2 separate regions of the Homo sapiens genome follow, and region 2 is linked to region 1. A link is an interaction called in ENCODE POLR2A ChIA-PET data of the cell type or tissue named here. Cell type or tissue: Panc1. All regions are shown on one strand. Each heading gives the region's core, and the rest is flanking DNA. Links, peaks and the distances in the headings are about the cores only.

Region 1 (10,118 bases), core at 2,932-7,931:
GATAATGTTCGTGAAGCACTTAGCACAGTATCCAACCTAGAGTGAGCGCTCAATAAATATTTTCTGTAATTACGTTGCTTTCTCCAGAAGGATTATATCAATTTTCATTCCTAGGGGCAAAGTCAGGTCCTTTGGGGGAGCTTATAGGATTTAACTCACATAAAAATTAAAAAGTAGTAATACATGCTGGTCTTTTGTCCACTAAGATGACAGTGCCAACTTACCTCCACTGGAGGCAATTTCTCCAAGGACACAGGCTTGTCCTTCCACAAATGTTTTATCCAGTCCCCCTAGTGGCCAACAGGATGAACTTCCAAGATTAGTTCTCTAACCCTGTTAGAAAACTAACATTGTTCTTTCAGGGTTAATTCACAAAAGGGAAATAAAGTAACCTCAATTTTTTTTTTGAAAGAACATTTATAATGACCCAAGTAATATCCTTCAAAATCTTCACAGACTACTGCTTTCTAAATGTTGCTAGCTTTGTTTTCCAGATACCTACAGTTTGCTCCCAGGGAAGGATTACAAATCTGGCTAAAGCAGTGATTCACTCTTTTTCAGGATACTGAGACTCAATCTTGCCTGAGCCTCAGTAACCTGAAAAACAGAGATTCTCCAGAGATTCTGATTTAACTGGACAGTAGTGTGCCTGAGGATCAGATTTTTAAAAGCTCCCCAGGAGATGCTAGTGGTCAGCTGAGGCTGAGAACCACTAGGCTAAAGAAAATGGTCATCAGCTGGGCTCAGTGGCTCACACCTGTAATCCCAGCACTTTGGGGGATCGAGGCAGGTGGATCGCCTGAGACCAGCCTGGGCAACATGGCAAAACCGTCTCTACAAAAAATGCAAAAATTAGGCAGTCTCATTAACCCGCCTCAAAAAAAAAAAAGTTAAAAAGTTAAATAAAATTTAGGCCGGGCGTGGTGGCTCACGCCTGTAATCCCAACACTTTGAGAGGCCGAGGAGGGCGGATCACGAGGTCAGGAGATTGAGACCATCCTGGCTAACACGGTGAAACCCCGTCTCTACTAAAAATATATATTTTTAAAAAATTAGCCAGGCGTGGGGGCGGGCGTCTGTAGTCCCAGCTACTCGGGAGGCTGAGGCAGGAGAATGGCGTGAACCCGGGAGGTGGAGCTTGCAGTGAGCCGAGATCGCGCCACTGCACTCCAGCCTGGGCAACAGAGCGAGACTCCGTCTCAAAAAAAAAAAAGTAAAATAAAAGTTAAAGGAAAGAAAATGGGCAGGGATATGTCCTCAAATTCATTTTAACCTGTTTTCCATCCAATCCTCAATCAGACAGGCTTGGGAGAAGTTACTTCCTCTCTCACCTCTTTCTCTGCTCTTAGGAGGGGTCCAAAAAAAAATGAACAACCAGCGTAAGTAATCCCCATGTGTCTGCTACTCTAGTTGCCACTGACCATCTAGAAATAAAGTATGAACCACAAATGTGAGCTACAGATGAAATTTTAAATTTTCTAGTAGTCAAATTTAAAAAGATAAAGAGACGAGTGAAATACATTTTAACAATATATTTAATTTAACCCAAATATATCCAAAACAATATGTTTCAATGTGTATTTAATATGAAGCATTATGAACTATTTTATGTTTCTTTTTTATAGTAAGTCTTTTTGATATCTGGTGTGTATTTTACACTCACAGTTCATAAGGATCCATGAAACACCTATTATAGGCCAGGTGCAGTGGCTCACACTTATAATCCCAGCACTTTGGGAGGCCAAGGCGGGCAGATAATTTGAGGTTAGGAGATCGAGACCAGCCTAGCCAACATGGTGAAACCCCATCTCTACTAAAAATACAAAAATTAGTTGGGCATGGTGGTGAGCGCTTGTAGTCCCAGTTACTCAGGAGGGGGAGGCAGGAGAATCACTTGAACCCGACAGAGGCAGAGGTTGCAATGAGCCAAGATTGAGTCAATGCACTCCAGCCTGGACGACAGAGACTCTGTCTCAAAAAAAAAAAAAAAGGAAGAAACACCTATTACACTGCTGGGTAATTAGTACACTCTCAGCAATGCTCAGTTCCTTCTTTCTCAAGTGGAGGAGATGTACCAGGTCAGGGATATACCAGATCAGGTGTTAGGTGGAGTGAGGAGTGACTCCTAATTTTCCTCTGAAATGGTGTCTTTCAACCATTTTAGCCCGTGTTGCCTTTTGTTCCCTTCCTTTTTTTTTTTTTTTTCCTGAGGTAAGGTCTGGCTCTGTCGCCCAACCTGGAGTGGCACGATCTCAGCTCACTGCAGCCTCTGCCTCCCAGGCTCAAGTGATCCTCCCACCTCAGCTCCACGAGTAGCTGGGACTACAGGCATGTGCCACCACACCCGGCTAATTTTTGTAGAGATGAGGTTTCGCCATGTTGCCCAGGCTGGTCTCGAACTCCTGGCCTCAAGAAATCAGCCCACCTTGGCCTCCCAAAGTGCTGGGATTACAGGCTTGAGCCACCATGTCTGGCCTTCCTTTCTCTTTCTGTTACAAATCCTCCTCTAAAACGTCTTCCTCATTTTGAGGCTTCTGTCTAAACCTTGGATGAGCCTTGCATTAATTAAGGGTTTTAAATTAAAAATAATTTCTTTCTCATTACAAAAACTACATGTGCTTCTTAGACAAAAATCAGAAAATATAGAAAAGCAGAAAGAAGAACCACCAGATTCTCACCATCTGCAGGACAATCAGTCTAACACCTAGGATATATCCTCACAGCAGCTGTTTTCATCCTGGCTGCTCATCAAGATCTCTGGGAGTTTAAAGCTATATGGTGCCAGTCTTTACCCACAGACACTAGGATTAAATTGATCTGGGTACCACCTGGGCATGAGGATTATTTTTTCCATGCTCCCCAGGTGAATTCTAATGAGCACCCAAGACAAGAACCAGTGTTCTAGAGCAGTGAGCCTCACACTTTAATGTGCACACCAATCACGTGGAGATCTTGTCAAAATGCAGATTCTCAGTCAGTGGTCTGGAGTGGGGCTCCAGATGCTACATTTCTATCAAGCTCCCTGGTAATGCTGGGGTAGCAGGTCTGCCAACCATACTTTTACTATTCCAGGCCCTTAGGTATACATAGATGTACATACTTTTTTCCCCTAAAAATTAGATCCAATCATAGTCCTGTTTTACAACGTGCTTTTTTAATTCAATGATCCATCATGACCTTCTTTGCATGTTAAACAAAATGGACTTCTGCAAAACCAATTTGATTGGCTACACGAGATTCTATTTTAAAGACATACTGTAAGTTACTTAGTGCAGTGATGTGGAGATGGGGTTTGCAGCTGGTATAGAGTCTGGGAATTTCAGCACCCCCCTCCATTCTGGTTGCAGAGGTCAAGTATGGGGGTCCCCGAGTAATTCTGATACACTATCCTTCTTTCCTCTTCTCAGACCTTGAGAACCACTGATCTATTAAGTTCCCATTTGGGGGAACTTAGATTTCCAAACATTTGGCATTACAAACATAGCAAAAAGAATTATTTTTTTGGAAAAAAAAAAGAGAAAAAAAAATCAGCCACACCAATCCTGTGAGGTAGGTGTTATCACTGTAATCATTTTACAGATAAGTGTCTCCTAGAAATCTGTATTTTTAAAAATTTACCCATGAGGTTCTGCCAATCATCTAGATAGGGAATCACTGAAATTCTTATAGGAAGATCATGGTGTTTCCTGGATAAAGCCAAGCTCAGAGTGCTGGGTACACAAACAGTCCCTGTGCTGAGGAGCAAGTTCAGAGCCACGTGTCTTCTTCTTTCTTTCTTTCTTTTTTTTTTTGAAACAGTGTTTCACTCTTGTCGCCCAGGTTGGAATGCAGTGGTGCAATCTTGGCTCACTGCAACCTCCGCCTCCTGGGTTCATGCGATTCTTCTGCCTCAGCCTCCCAAGTAGCTGGGACTACAGTAACTGGGAGCACAAGCCACCAGGCCTGGCAAATTTTTCTTATTTTTAGTAGAGACAGGGTTTCACCATGTTGGCCAGGCTGGTCTTGAACTCCCGACCTCAGGTGATCTGCCCACCTTGGCCTCCCAAAGTGCTGGGATTACAGGTGTGAGCCACCACACCCAGCCCAGAGCCATGGGTCTTCTGTGTCCACTGGCGAATGGATCAGGGGTGGAAAACCAATGCAGGGTCAGCCAATGAGTGGCCCAGCCAGCAGCAGCCCGTGAGGGGCTCCACTGTAAAAACTCCTGTCCACCAAAGAAGAGGCAGTGCCATGAGGTCATAGAAGCCATTGAGAACCAGAACTCTTGATAAGTAGAAGCTTGTAGAGAACAGAAGCCATGAGGCAAAGAAAAGAAGGGTTAGAGGTGAGCTGGTAGTGGCAAAAGTGTGAGAATCAGAGGCAGAAGGAGGCTGTGTCACAGTCATGTCAAAAGGTAGACAATCTCCTGCTGAGAGGGGGACACGTTACTGTCCCCAGAGCTCTGTATCCTGGGCCCCACTTCTGGTTCCCCAGCCATGCTGTAGCTGCAATGAGGCCCAGCTGGGCAGCCACTCTGGTGCCGGCAGTGCCCTGATTCCCCCAATTACCATGTGGGTTCTTCACAATAATTATGTAACCTACCCTCCCACTGGAGGAAGAGAATTATTTGAGATAAACCAAAGAAAGCCATTTACTACAAGCAAGAGAGCTTAGCACATACTTTAAGTAATTAGATTCATTTATTAAACTTTTGAATAAAGGATTTAAAATGTGATTGCAATGGGAAGAAGTGTGGAAGAGGATGGGAAAACACAGGGTAACTGAAGGAAGTGAAGACTAGGGGGTCCCTGGGGTAGGAAGAGAGAGGAAAGACATTGCAAAGAGGGCAAAATGAGGGAGAAGGAGGGGGCAAACTTCTTTATCCACAACCAGTCCAGGCTATTCCAGTCAGAGAGAGAACCCAACTGGAGGCTAGTGTCAGAGGGCAGGAGCAGCTGAGCAGCACAGGGTTGTCCAGGAGAAGATGTTGAGAGGTGGTGTGATACTCAGAGCACGTTCGATGGTGCAGGGAGCAGGTGAGTCCCCCGAGGGGGCCTTGCTCTGTTGATGACTAATCAGAAGTAACAAGATTTTCTGACTTGGAGTTCACTCTCCACTCACAACCAGAATAAAGACCCTGGTCTACTTTCAGAGGACAGAGCTTGCACATCCAAGAAGTTCCTACCACTTCCCCTAAGACAAAAGATGTGGAAGTGAGAACAGGAGACTAAGGGATCAGCATCTTCCTGCTAACCATGGGGTGGATCGGTTTAGGCAAGTCCCCAGCTGCTATCGAACTCCCAGACAGGCCTGACCCTTAACAGCCTCTCTCCATGAGCAGGAGCTTTATTCACTTATTTAGTGACAGAAGCATCAGTCCCAGAAGACATATAGAATAATAGTAACACCAACAATAACAATCACTTATAGGTCCTCACTTATGGGCCTGACATCCTGTCAGGAGCCTTTTACCCAATATCTCACTTCATCTTCACATCAGCCTTCTGAGTGAGGTAAGTTCGATGACTGTCCTCATTTTCCAGATAAGCTGAGGCTCAGGGAGGTTCATTAATTTGATGGAGCTAATTAGAGCAGAAATGGGATCCACACTAGATCTGTCTAATCCAGAGTCTATGCTCTTGGTCACTTGAGCTATACTGACTCCCTCATCAATTATGACAGTTAAAAGGGAATATGGAAGTGGTCTAAGCTCCAAGCCCATCTAAAATATGAAGGCATCTTCGAAACCTCCCCATTTCACTGTACACTTGGAGAATTGTAAGAGTCATCCCATTTGGCCACTGTCTGATGGTGAAATCAAGCCTTGGGCAGCAGCAACTTCCACTTGCAGACATAATCAGAAGTCTCTCATTTATAATACACTGAACTTTTTCTAGAACCTTCCACCTCAGTGTTTCCCCAGGTAGTAGATAAACTGTGAAAAGCCAGGTCTTGAGTTAGCCAAATCAAGCTGATGCAATGAATCAAACACCATCTTCATCAAAGAAAAGGGATCAGCAAATCACTAAACCAACACAGCACTTTGCTGTTTGTCAGCAAGCAGCAACCCCAGACCTTGTTCCAGTGGCCCAGAGACAGCCTTACCTATCTCCTCTGGGAAATCTTCTACAGGACTCTTGAGGAGACTACAGAATCGTGAGGCCAAGTCTGAGAGCTTTGGAGAAAGGAGTAGCAGAAATTCCTTTTACTTCGTCCTTTTTTTATCAGGCTTGTCTTGTTGTTGGCTGAAGAAAAACAGTCTGTTGAACTACATTCTTGTCCAAACAACACAATTAACTTCCTCCTCTTCCTTTTCCTTTCCCTTCTCCTCCTTTTCCGGCTGCCTGAAGCTTCGAGAAAGTAAATTTTGTGTCTTTCATTTAATATTACCTCTGTAGTTGCTGAGACCACAGCTTGCGGAGCTGACTTACAAGTAGGCATCACCCTATAAACTATTATTTGATTTGAAGGAGGGTAGAGGGTCAGTCTGTTCAGGTACTGGACACTAATTTTTTAAATTACTCACCAGATAGTTCCAATGCTGTTAAACTGTTCCAAAGTATAAGAGAGAAAGCAAGCTTTTAGATTATTTTTTTACAAAAGCAATATGACACTGATACTAAAACCTAAAAAATACAGCATTGAATAGAAAAAATGCAGGCAAATTTCTCTCATGAATATGGATTTTAAAAATCTGTAGGGGAGGCCAGGCGCAGTGGCTCACACCTGTAATCCCAGCACTTTGGGAGGCCAAGGTGGGTGGACCACCTGAGGTCGGGAGTTCCTCCTGGCCAATATGGTGAAACCCCGCCTCTACTAAAAATACAAAAATTAGCTGGGCGTGGTGGCAGGCACCTGTAACCCCAGCTACTCGGGAGGCTGAGGCAGGAGAATTGTTTGAACCTGGGAGGTAGAGGTTGCAGTGAGCCGAGATCGTGCCACTGCACTCCAGCCTGGACAACAGATCAAGACTCCATCTCAAAAAAAAAAAAAATCTGTAGGGGACCAAAAGGTATTTGGAAAAATTATACATTCATTTCTGACACAAACCTTTTAATAAAAAAGAGAGATATTTCCTTAACACAATAAATAAATGTATGCAATCAGATCCAAACCAGCAGCATGCTTAATGGTGAAATACTAAAAGAATCCCAGCAAATCCAGGAAAAAGACAAGGATGCCCGTATCACTACTACTATTTCACATTGTAGTGAAGGTATAAGCCAATAGTATTTTAGAAGGAAAATAAATATTAAAATAAATATTAAGGTATAAAAGTTAGTAAGGGAAGGAAAATTTTCATTATTTGCAGTTGTTATAGTACTGTGTACTTTGAAAACTTAAGAGTAAGCAAATGCACTTCAGTATCTAATTGCAAAATAAATATACAAATGAATAGCTATGCTATAAGTAAATGACTCAGACCTAAGAAAACAGAATCCTAAGGTGGCAGTGGAGAAAGATAGAAATCAAATCAATTTACACGACAGAATCTCCCAAAAGGCTCAGGAATGGATGGAACCATTTATCTTTGGAAATGAAAGAGAGATAAAACAGAGAACTGATGGAAATACCACTTAAGAAGCAATTAGAGGCCTGGCATAGTGGCTCACACCTGTAATCGCAGCACTCTGGGAGGCTGAGGTGGAAGGATCACTTGAGGCCAGTAATTCAAGACCAGCCTGGGCAACATAGTGGGAACTTGTCTCTACCAAAAATAAATAAATAAATAAAAATAGCGCACACCTGTAGTCCTAGCTACTCAGGAGGTGGAGGTAGAAGAATTGCTTGAGCCCAGGAGTTCAAGGTTACAGTGGGTTATGATTGTGACACTGCACTCCAGCCTGGGCGATAGAGCACAACTCTCTCTCTCTAGTTAATAAATAAATAAATAAAAGCAATTAGAGCCTTAGATGCCCCCCCAACTCCCTGTCTCCCCACAGCAACAGATTGGTGGTTTATTGCCTAAAAAGGGTAAACTGGGGGTGAGGGTGAGGTAGATGTCTGGTCTGGAGGACACTAGGCACACTTGACACTACACAGAAAACAGGATGCCGGGTGCAGTGGCTCATGCCTGTAATCCCAGCACTTTGGGAGGCCAGGGCAGGCAGATCACAAGGTCAGGAGTTCAAGACCAGCCTGACCAACATGGTGAAACTCCATGTCTACTAAAAATACAAAAAACTAGCCGGGCGTGGTGGTGCACACCTATAATCCCAGCTACTTAGGAGGCTGAGGCAGGAGAATCACTTGAACCCGGGAGGCAGAGGTTGCAGTGAGCTGAGATCGCACCACTGCACTCCAGCCTGGGCGATAAAGCGAGACTCCATTTCAAAAAAGGAAGGAGGGAAGGAAGGAAGGAAGGAGAAAGAGAGAAAGAGAGAGAAAGGAAGGAAGGAAGGAAGGAAGGAAGGAAGGAAGGAAGGAAGGAAAGAAAGAAAGAAAGAAAGGAAGGAAGGAAGGAAAGAAAGAGAAAGAAAGAAGGAAAGAAAGAAGAAAGAAAGAAAGAAAGAAAGAAAGAAAGAAAGAAAGAAAGAAAGAAAGAAAGAAAGAAAGAAAGAAAGGGAGAGAAAACAGGATTAGGTGTAAGCACTAGAGGCAGAAACTCTTGCCTTCTTCCGCCTCTGCTCCTATAACATTGGCAGCCTGGCTTGCACCCTTCCAGACAGAGATGGGAAAGGACACATCTGGGGAATCTGATCAGCTGACAAGTAAAGACATAAACGTATAGACCTCAAGCATTCCTCCAATGAAACCATCCAGCCAGAACACCCTATAAATCCTTCCTTGCATTGTCAAAGTTTCCAATCAGCTTAAATAGGAGCAAACTACCAAGGATCACCTGAGGCATCTGAGGAAAACTTCTAACATGGATCACTAGAAACTAAAATGTACAAATAGAAAAAAGAAACTTGGAGAAAATGAATTATGCAATTACACAAGGAGAAGAAAACTAAAACAAAACAAATCTTATCATTAATATGAATATTAGGATTCTCCAGAGAAACAGGAACAATAAGGTAAATGGATGGATGGATGGATAGATAGATAGACAGATAGATATTTATCTGGTTGATCCTGCTAGTAGCAATAAATAAATAAATAAATAATAGATGTAGATATATAAAGGGGAGATTATTATAAGGAATTGGCTCACACGAATATGGAGGCTAAGAAGTCCACAAATCTGCAGTCTAAAAGCCTGAGAACCAGTAGGCTGATGATGTAAGTTCCAGTCCATGTCCAAAGACAGAAGCCCAATGTCCCAGGTCAAACACCATAAGGTAGAGAAAGCAAATTCCCTCTTGCTCAGCCTTTTTGTTCTATTCAAATTGAATACCACAGATTGAATCAGGCTTGCTCACGTTGGTGAAGGCAATTTGTTTTACTCAGTCTACTGATTCAAATGTTAATCTCATCCAGAAACCCCCTTGTCACCCTGCCTGCAGATAACCCAGAATAATGTTTAACCAAATATCTGGGTACCCTATGGGCCCAGTCAAGTTGACACATCAAATTAACTATCACAATATCCTTAGAAAAGTTAAAAGCAATTGTAATATCATATCCATAAACTAAGTATAGAGTGCTACAAAGAAAAAAATATTCACAGGGAAAAGAATGAGAGAGGGCCGTTGCAAATTAATGACATGATAGCAGAGATTATTTTTAATATACAGAAAGTTTGGAAGATGATGTTGAGGAAATCTCTAAGTATGTAGAGTTCAAACACAAAGAGGTAGAAAATAGGAATGAAAAGATAAGAAAATTAGAAGGCTAGTTCAGGTGGAACATGACCCAAATAGTAGGAGTCCCAGAAAGAATAAACAGTGAACATGAAAGAAAGGAAACCGTTAAAGAAATAGTTCAAGGGAATTGCCCAGAAATGTATAGTATGAGTTTCCAAATTAAAAGTGTCCAGCACAAAGAATTAAAATAGACCTATACTAAGGTACATCATGCAGATTTCACAATGGGGACGAAGAAAAATATCTTCCACATTTCTGGAGAGAAAGCCAAAGGACCCATATAAAAGATCAGGGACAAAAATGGCTTCTGACTTCTCAACAGGAAGCTGGAAAGCAAAAAAGCAATGCCTTCAAAATTCTAGAGTAAAATGATTTTCAATCTAGAGAAAC
Region 2 (10,118 bases), core at 2,701-7,700, 76 kb before region 1:
CAGCACTTATCCCCATAGCAAAAGACCATTTTTTAATGTAATTTATTCTTTTGGAATAGGTTGAATGCATTCACATGGTTCCAAATTCAAATAAACAGCAAGAAGTCTCCCTCCCACCCTGTCTGCCACCCACTTGGTTTTCCTTCTCTGGAGGCAACCTGGGTTAGTGGTCAGAAGATGCATTTAACTGTTTTCCAGCTGAGGCCTTGTGAGAACTCCTCGGACACCAATTTAAATCTTTATGTCCAGAACTCCTTTCTCCAATCCAGGTAGAGCCACTCCCCTATCCTATCCCCACTCCCACCCTTCCCCCCTTCAGCCTCAATCCTAAGCAGGCTCTATTAACAATGATGAGCCACCATTTCCTCGAGCTACTAACAAATGCAAATGTTTAAATACTTTGTGGTTCTTTTTCCTCTTCTACATTAATTGCTAACATTTATCGAGGGCTTTCCGTGTGCCACGCACTGTGCTAAATACTAGGCATGCATATTCTTATTTAATCTGCCCCAAATCTTCATCATTATCCTTATTTACAGATGCAGACAGAAATGAAAGTTCAGAGAGATTATGTAATTTGCACCAATTTGCATCCAGGCCAACCTGAATCCAAACCCTATCTCTTTTTACTTTTTCTTTCCTTTTTTTTTTTTTTTTTAAACAGGGTCTCACTCTTGTCAGCCCAGATGGCATGCAGTGGCACAGTCTATGGAGGCAATCAGGGTTAGCTGTCAGCTCACTGTGGCCTCAACCTCCCAGGCGCAAGTGATCCTCCCACCTCAGCATCCCCAGTAGCTGGGACTACAGGTGTACGCCACTACCCCCAGCTAATTTTTGTATTTTTTTGTAGAGATGAGGTTCCACCATTCTTGCCCAGACTGGTTTCGAACTCCTGGACTCAAGCGATTTGCCTGCCTCGGCCTCAAAAAGTGCTGGGATTACATGCATGAGCCACCACACCCGGACCCTCTCTCTTAAATAGTGGCCCTTTTGCCTCTCTGCAACACAGGAAAAATTCTGTTAGCCTGCATCAGAAGGAGTGGCATGGAGGCTTTGGAGTTAAGAAGATTTAATTCAAATTATGTGTCCGGTGCCTGCCAGCAATGAGACCTTGGTAAGGTTTCTTAACCTCTCTGAGCTGGGACCATACCTTCTGCGTTGGTTTAATATAAAGGTTAAATGCATGTAAATAAATGACTTCTAAAATAAATAACATTCTAAAATGTTAGTAACAACTAAATACAATATTTAGATCTTGTGAGGATTTGATTTGAATAAATAAGATTTTTTTAAAAGACATTTTTGAGACAAAATGTAGACTATCTGATATTAAGAAATTAATCACTTTTTCAGATATGATAATGGCATTGCAGTTTTTTTTAAGTTCTTATCTATTACAGATACATAATGAGGCATTTTGAGTGAAAATATATCTAGGATTTGCTTTCCAATACTCCATCCCCTCCCCATCAAAACACTAAATAAATGAAACAAGATTAGTGAAATACGGAAAATTGTTGAAGTTATTCATTATTCCATTTCCCATATGGAACTTTCCATACTAGTTTCCCTACTGCTGTTGAATATTTGACATGTTTCAAATACATTTGAAATAAATTTATTGTCTGAGATGATCAGGTTGAAAAATAATAAAATGAAATAAATTTAAAAGTAAAATAAACATAACCCTTTTAAGCATTAAAATTAAAAATTATGAGGCTTGTTGAATTATTACTGTTATAAATAATTACATACATGTATTTTTGAAACAGTCTTGCTCTTTCACCCAGGCTGCAGTGCAGTGGCATAATCACAGTTCACTGCGGCCTCAACCTCCCAGGCTCAGGTGATCCTTGCACGTCTGCCTCCCAAGTAGCTGGGACTGCAGGTGTGCACCACCATGCCTGGCTAAATTTTTCTCTTTTGTAGAGACGGGTTTTGCGATTTTGCCCACACTGGTCTTAAAGTCCTGGGCTCACGGGATCCTCCCACCTCAGCCTCTCAAAGTGCTGGGATTATAGGCATGAGCCACTGCACCCAGCCTAACATTTTTTAAGTTAACAAAATACAATGCTAGTACATAATAGGCATCCAGAAATGGCATTTTTTGTCACCATGAGCCATTCAGGGTAGCATGTAAGTCAGACCTGAGCCCTGAAAAGAGCAAGGTAGACAGGTAATTGTTAAGGACGCATTTAATTCCACAGAAGACAGCATATATGAAGGTAAATGGCAGAAGGACTGGGTGACAGGAACAGGCAAATTAAAGTTAGGGGCTGGTTTTCCCTGAAAATGTGCATCACTGCAGAGACACCTCAAGAATTTATAGACTTGGAATCAGATGCACTGGGTGAAATTCTCAACTCTGCTCACGGTTCTGCCACCCAGTCCAGAACTGTGACTGACTTCCCTCGTTTTCAGTTTAGATGCTAGAACTCTCTGGCTCCTTCTAGTTGTCTAGACTGTCCACAATGCTGCTGGCTTTCCCAAGAGAAGGATCATTTCTGAGGCTACGCTGGTTATTTGCCTATCTCAGGAACAAATCAGAGCTGAATGGAAATGTATCCAGTCCATAATCAAACGAAACGTTTTAGGCCCAGTGAGCATTTGTATATTGTTCTTGGAGTAATTTTTCCATGCTCTGGATTTAAGCAGCTGGAATGATTTTTACATATGACCCCGTTTTGAAATGAAAGTTTGTCCTCTTTAAGAGAAAGTGTGCATTTTGGGGAAAAGATAAGACAATATATTTGGTAACTCTTCAAATAAGTGAACCCTTCTATAAAATACTTCCCTTTATATTAAAGGTGGAGCTTTGGGAGAGCTTCTTAAAAACTGGACAAACTGCAGGCATGGAAAAATAGACAAGAGCATGGAGGGGGAAATACCACCTCAGTTGCCTTTCTACCCACTGCTGCAGAATGAAGTCTCAGAGAGGCAACAGGACCAAATGAAGGGGATAGCACAAATCAAGTGTGTGCTTTAGGGATGAGTGATGGATATAATTCATGCAGTTGTTGAAGCAGTCCCAGTGATCCAGAGGCAGGCGAGTCGTTCACTTTCAGTGGCAAGTGAAAGCAATGAAACAATAGGGTTGTAGGGTGTTTCTCAAACCCTTGTTTCTTTGCCATCCTTGAATCTGCAACAACCAAAGCAATGAAAACAAAAACAGAAAATTGAGGCACAGGAGGGTTTATGGAACTCCCATTTGAAACCAACAAGGCAGCATAATTTATTGTAGTAACTTCAACCCTCAATTCTGTTAAGGATGGTATTGAGAGAGCTGGCCTTACTCAAGACCAGAGGCCTAACTGATATTTGTTTAGTAATACTAAGAGATTGCTATCTAGGGTAAGTTTCTAGCCAGAGAGAAAAATAGGTTCCAGGATATGAGAAGGTTCTCAGCTTAAGCCATATATTTTTTAATTAGCCTATTTAGTAGATTCTGTATCCAATACAAAAAACTAGAAGTGATCAACTGGTTTGGGTAACTCCTAAAACTTCCTGCACCTGCCCAGGAGGCGTGCTTGGGAGTCACACATTTCAGCTGTGGCAATAGTAGGTGGCATGCAAGGGCTATGGTGGCCCACAATAGTTCCCAGCTTCAAGTTAGTCCCAAATGAGTGGCTTTAGCTGTGAGGGTGAGGAAAAGAGAGAATTAGTTAATTTCCTATTGCAGATGCAAATCTACTAAAGTTTTAAATTGCACAGTGAGTATAGATTACAGCTAGTTTTCCAGATTCCCTAATGGAGCCACAATTCTTTTTAAGTGGGAGAGAGAACACATGAGACCTTGTATCAGAAAGAATTCTGGCAGGAAACAGGTGGTATTCTCAATAGATAACTGCAGATCATTTAAGGTAAGTAGTATTTACAATACAGTGCAGGCAGGACCGAGCTCCATGGGTGTGCAACCTGTGCAACTAGACCTCAAAATTAGAGGGGCCACACACTAGTTTAATGCTTTGCAATCCCCATCTTTAAATTCTTTGGAATTTTTAAAATGTATATAGAAATGGAAGAGTCTAGTTATGTTGCCCTGGCTCATCTTGAGCTGCTGGCCTCAAGCAGTCCTCCTGCCTCGGCCTCCTGAAGTGCTGGGATTACAAGCATGAACCACTCCGGCCGACCTTTGTAATTTTTGAACAAAGGACCCTGCATTGCACCGGCCCCACAAATTACGTGTGTGCAGGATTAAGGGAAACCAGCAAGGGGTGGTATAGCACCAAAGGACCAAAACCAATATGGAGCCTTTACCATTCCTAGTTCAGAAACAGCAAGAAAAAAAATATCTGCAATGGAGTGAAAGTGATTGCTGAAGTTGTGGCCACAGGTGTAGCTGTAAGAGAGGCCCACCTAAAAGGAGCTGTGGCCTTCAGTAGAAGAACACAACCACAGCCAATTCATAGCCTGCAGAGAGGGAGGTGGATAAATACGTATCCCAAATTATTTCTCTTCCTACCCTCTGATCTGTTTGTGCCTCCCACGGCTGAACCTGACAGGAAGCCAGAGGGTATGGGAGCCCACTGATGGAATCGATGGAGGTCAGCCTTCCAGGGCCTAGGGTACAGTAGAGAAAGGTAGCAAGTAGGTCTATAAAGAGCAATCAGAGAAGATCCAGCCCAGAACTTGTACCTAAAAATTTCAGGATCATGGTTAAGAGTAAATAAAATACAAATAAACAAATTTCAGTAAAGAACTTTACATTGTAATGATTTTTAAAGGACAGTCATTCGGCATGTATCATGCACGGGATTTTATACATTTTTAAAGGAAAAACGAGATTAAGAATTTCAAGAAAAGAGGCTTGGGTGTTTGAAAGGGTCATCACTAATGAAAAGAAAAGGCTGGGATTTCAAAATTTTTTAAACATTCCAGGCCCCGAAGCCACATTTTGCAAACAGCCCATTCCCCTTGATCCTCACTTCCCTCACCCTGAGGCCACCATCACAATACAAAATGCTTTCACAGGCACAGCATCCCAAGATTTGCAAGGGCCACTTGGGCAATAGCAGCTGAATAGAATATATTCCAACAAAGAGGATTTTGGTTCAATTATATATTTATTGATACCTTTTACATAGGAGGAGCATTGAAAAGGTGGTGTAATGGGAATACATTATGCTAACTTGTAACCATTCTGACTACTGAATTCCTCAGCACATTATTAGACTATCCAGTTCACTTTCAAAAAAACAGCGTGGCTCTGATTCATTTGGATTCCACTCATAGTTCCTAGCTCAGAAATGGGCAGAGCTAGATTCACTCTTTATGATTTCCCTGAAAAATAAAGATTTTTCTACAAACATAAACAAGATTCCAGAGACACAACCTTCTTTTTCAAATTGAGGTAAAATATACAGAACACAAACTTAGCCATTTTAAAGTGTATGATTAAGTGGCATTTTGTACATTCACAATCTTGTGTAGCCATCACCTCTATCTAGTTCCAAAATATTTGTATCATCCTGAAGGGAAACTTTACACATAAAGCAGTTAATCCTCATTTCTTCTCCTCAGCCCCTGGAAACCACTAATCTGCCTCTGTCTCTGGATTTACCTATTCAGGATAGATAGATTAGATAGATAGATAGATAGATAGATAGATAGATAGATAGATAGATAGATAGATAGATATAGTAGTAGTTGTTGTTGCCCAGGCTGGAGTGCAATGGCATGATCTCGGCTCACTGCAACCTCTGCCTTCCAGGTTCAAGTGATTCTCCTGCCTCAGCCTCCCAAGTAGCTGGGGTTACAGGCCCCCACCACTACCATGGCCGGCTAATTTTTGTATTTTTAGTAGAGACAGGGTTTCACCATGTTAGCCAGGCTGGTCTCGAACTCCAGACTCGGTCTCAAAAAAAAAAAAAGTCACAGAAAACTTTCTGGAAGAGCTAACCACTTGCATTAAACTGAAGTGAATAAAATACCTAGCTTATAAGTTTCCCATAATATTAAACAGAGTAAAATTTAAAATCTCAATTACTTGTATACCCCGTGTACACTGACATAAATTATCTATAAAGTACTATTTTTTATAAAGGCACTGGAAACAAAGTCATTGGTCATTGGTTTTCTATCATGATGTTTAATATCACGATGTTTAATATCACGATGTAAAATCCTTGCTTTAAGGATTGTAAGAATTAAACTAGCTGGTGCGGTGGCTCACACCTGTAATCCCAGCACTTTGGGAGGCTGAGGCGGCAGATCACAAGGTCAGGAGATCGAGACCATCCTGGCTAACACGGTGAAACCCTGTCTCTACTAAAAATACAAAAAAATTAGCAGGGCTTGGTGGCAGGTGCCTGTAGTCCCAGCTACTTGGGAGGCTGAGGCAGGAGAATGGTGTGAACCTGGGAAGCAGAGGTTGCAGTGAGCCGAGATTGCACCACTGCACTCCAGCCCGGGCTACAGAGCGAGACTCCATCTCAAAAAAAAAAAAAAAAACTAGGCCCGGCGCAGCGGATCACTTGAGGTCAGGAGTTCAAGACCAGCCTGGCCAACATGGTGAAACCCCGTCTCTACTAAAAAAATACAAAAATTACTTGGGCATGGTGGTGGGCGGCTGTAATCCCAGCTACCTGGAGGTTGAGGCAGGAGAATCTCTTGAACCCAGGAGGCGGAGGTTTTGCAGTGAGCCGAGATTGTGCCACTGCACTCCAGCCTGGGCGACAGAGTGAGAGTCTGCCTCAAAAAAAAAAAAAAAAAAAAAAAGAAGGAAAGACAGAGAGAGAGAGAGAAAGCGAGAAAGAATGAAAGAAAGGGAGAAAGAAAGAGAGAGAGGAGAGAAAGAGAAAAGAAAAGAAAGAAAAAAGAAAAGAAAAGTATTAAACTAACAAGATGTTTTCCTGATTTTTAATTTGGTTGTTTTCCTGCTATTGAGCTTTGAGGAGTTTTTCTAGGTACAACTCCTTTGCACATGCAATTTGCAAATATTTTCCCTTAGTCTACAGTTTCATTCTCTTAACGGTGTATTTCACAAAGCCAAAGCTTTTAATTTTAATAAAATCCAATTTGTTACTTTCCCATTTTATGGGTTGTACTTTTTTTTTTTTTTTTTTTTGAGACGGAGTCTCCCTCTGTTGCCCAGGCTGGAGTGCAGTGGCGCGATTTCAGCTCACTGCAACCTCTGCCTTCCGGGTTCACGCCATTCTCCTGCCTCAGCCTCCCGAGTAGCTGGGACTACAGGCGCCTGCCACCACGCTCGGCTAATTTTTAGTATTTTTAGTAGTGTCAGGGTTTCACCGTGTTAGCCAGGATGGTCTCGATCTCCTGACCTCATGATGCACCTGCCTCGGCCTCCCAAAGTGCTGGGATTACAGGCATGAGCCACCGCGCCCGGCCAGGTTGTACTTTTGATGTTAGGTCTAAGAACACTCCCTAATCCCAAATCATGTACATTTCTACTGTTTTCTTCTAAAAGTTGTATAGTTTTACATTTTATTTTTACATCTATGATGCATTTTTGAGTTAATTTTTATATAAGGTGTGAGATTGAGATGAAACTTTTTTGTTTTTAATTTTGTTGTTATTGTTGTTGTTGTTATGTGTTCGTTTGTTTGTTTTTGAGACAGGGTCTTATTCTGTCACCCAGGCTAGAGTGCACTGGCACAATCTCGGCTCACTCCAGCCTTGACCTCCCAGGTTCAAGTGATCCTCCCACCTCAGCCTCCCAAGTAGCTGGGGCTACAGGCATGCACTACCACTCCTGGCTCATTTTTTTTTTTTTTTTTTTTTTTTTTTTTTTTTTTTGTAGAGATGAGCTCTCTCTATGTTGCCTAGGCTGGTCTCGAACTCATGGCTTGAGCAATCCTCCCACCTCAGCCTCCCTAAGTGCTGGGATTACAAGTGCAAGTCACTGTTCCCAGCCTGTTTTTATTTTTTTTGTGGAATATTTTTGTATACAGATGTCAGTTGTTCCAACACCACATGTTAAAAAGATTATCACTTTTCCATTTAATTGCGTTTGTACCTTTTTCAGCAATCCACATTTGTGACTTTATTTCTGGACATTTTATCCTTATTAATTGGCCTGTGCATCTATCCTCTGCCAATAGCACACTATCCAGATTACTGTTACTTTACAGCAAGTCTTAAAATCGGGTAGACCTGTTCTTCCTGCTTTATTCTTCTTTTTAAAAATGGTTTTGGCTCTTCTGATCCCTTTGCCTTTCCAAATAAATTTTAGAATCAGCTTGTGTATACTTACAAAAGTCCTATTGGAATTTTTATTGGAATTGCATTACATCTATAGATTAATGTGAGAAGAATTTGACATTTTAACTAAATTAAATCTTCCAACCCACATTATGTCTCTCCATTTATTATGTCTTCTTTGGTTTCTTTCATCAGTGTTCATACTTGTCAGCATATAGATATCCTGCACAAGTTTTGGTATATTTATACCTAAGTATTTCTCATTTTAAAATTTTAATTAGTATTTTTTAAAATATTGGTTTCCAAATTTTAAAATAAAATATATAGAAGCATGATACATTTTTTTGAGTTGACTTTATACACTGGGACTATAATAAATTCATTAATTAGGGTAGGAGTTTCTTTGGATATTCCTTGGGATTTTCTACATAGAAAATCATCACTTGCAAATAGGAACAGTATTTTTCTTTCTAATCTGTATGCCTTTTACTTTTTTTCTCTGCCTTACTGTACTGGCTAGGACTTCCAGTACCATATTGAATAGGAGAGATGAAAGTGGACATCCCTGCCTTGCTTTCTATCCTAGGGGAAAGTATTCAGTCTTTTACCATTAAGTATGATGTTCACTTTGGTATTTTGTAAATTATCAAATAAAGGAAATTCTCTTTTATTTCTAGATTGCCGAGGGTTTTTACCATTAAGGAATGCTGGGCTTTTTGAAATGCTTTCTTTTTGCTTTGTTTGATATGCTGTTGTCATTTTTACTCTCTGGTTTTTTAATTTGGTGGATTATAATAATTGATTTTTGAACATGGAACCAGCCTTGCATTCCTAGGATCTAGGATAAACCCCATGTGGTCATGAAATTTTTTTTTTTTTTTTTTGAGACGGAGTCTCACTCTGTCACCCAGGCTGGAGTGCAGTGGCACAATCTCGGCTCACTGCAACCTCTGCCTCCTGGGTTCAAGCGATTCTCCTGCCTCAGCCTCCTGAGTAGCTGCAATTACAGGCACGCGCCATCATGCCTGACTAATTTTTCTATTTTTAGTAGAGACAGCGTTTCACCATGTTGGGCAGGCTGGTCTCGAACTCCTGACCTTGTGATCTGCCCACGTCAGCCTCCCAAAGTGCCGGGATTACAGGTGTGAGCCACCGCACCTGGCCAAATGTTATTCTTTTTACATATTGCTGGATTCAATTTCCTAATTTTTCATGAAAATTTTTGTGTACTGTTCATGAAGGATATTGGTCTATAGTTTTCCTGTATTGTCTTTGTCCAGCCTCATAATATGAACTGGGAAGTGTTCCTTTCTCTCCTATTTTCTGAAAAAGATTGTGTAGAATTGGTGCTATTTGTTCATTAAAAGTTTAATAGAAATTCACCTATCTGAGCTTGGAGATCTTTTTATTTTATTGATATTCTCTATTGTTTTTCTGTAATCAATGTTATTGAGTTCTCCTCTTTATTATTTCCTTCCTTCTGCTTGCATTGGATTTTATTTTGCTCTTCTTTTTGTTAGTTTTTTAAGGTAGAAGACTAATTTGTTGCTTTGAGACCTTTGTGGGTTTTTTTTTCTTCCCTCCCTCCCTCCCTCCCTTCTTTCCTTCCTTCCTTCCTTCGTTCTTTCCTTCCTTCCTTCCTTCCTTCCTCTGTCTCTCTCTCTCTCTTTCTTTCTTTCTTTCTAGACAGAGTTTCACTCTGTCGCCCAGGCTGGAGTGCAGTGGCTTGATCTTGGCTCCCTGCAATCTCACCCTCCCAGGTTCCAGTTATTCTTCCACCTCATCCTCCCAAGTAGCTGGAATTACAGGTATCAGCCACCACACCCTTCTGATTTTTGTATTTTTAGTAGACACAGGGTTTCACTATGTTGGCCAGGCTGGTCTCGAACTCCTGATCTCAAGCAATATGCCCACTTCAGCCTCCCAAAGTGCTGGGATCCCAGGCGTGAGCCACCATG

Evidence for each region. Peaks named below come from ENCODE experiments on the same cell type or tissue, not always from the same donor. Only the 100,000 strongest peaks of a DNase experiment are listed, where the experiment ranks them.
Region 2: POLR2A ChIA-PET joins it to region 1 with 5 read pairs; 20 of 35 experiments call an interaction of 5 or more read pairs at or near these places.

The regions. Positions count from the first base shown.
Region 1 is chr6:42,531,964-42,542,081 of GRCh38, forward strand. No RefSeq gene overlaps it. Among named protein-coding and RNA genes, the nearest start is that of UBR2, 27 kb to the right of the region's middle. In Panc1, for the core only: no CTCF peak of the experiment used is centred there; no DNase peak of the experiment used is centred there; H3K27ac peaks cover 381 bases.
Region 2 is chr6:42,455,886-42,466,003 of GRCh38, forward strand. LOC124900214 (arf-GAP with GTPase, ANK repeat and PH domain-containing protein 2-like) reads left to right here. Exons shown (of 4, transcript XM_047419627.1): 3 at 60-269; 4 at 851-1,299. LOC107986596 (a long non-coding RNA gene) reads left to right here. Exons shown (of 5, transcript NR_171668.1): 4 at 60-269; 5 at 851-1,299. Among named protein-coding and RNA genes, the nearest start is that of TRERF1, 9.0 kb to the left of the region's middle. In Panc1, for the core only: no CTCF peak of the experiment used is centred there; no DNase peak of the experiment used is centred there.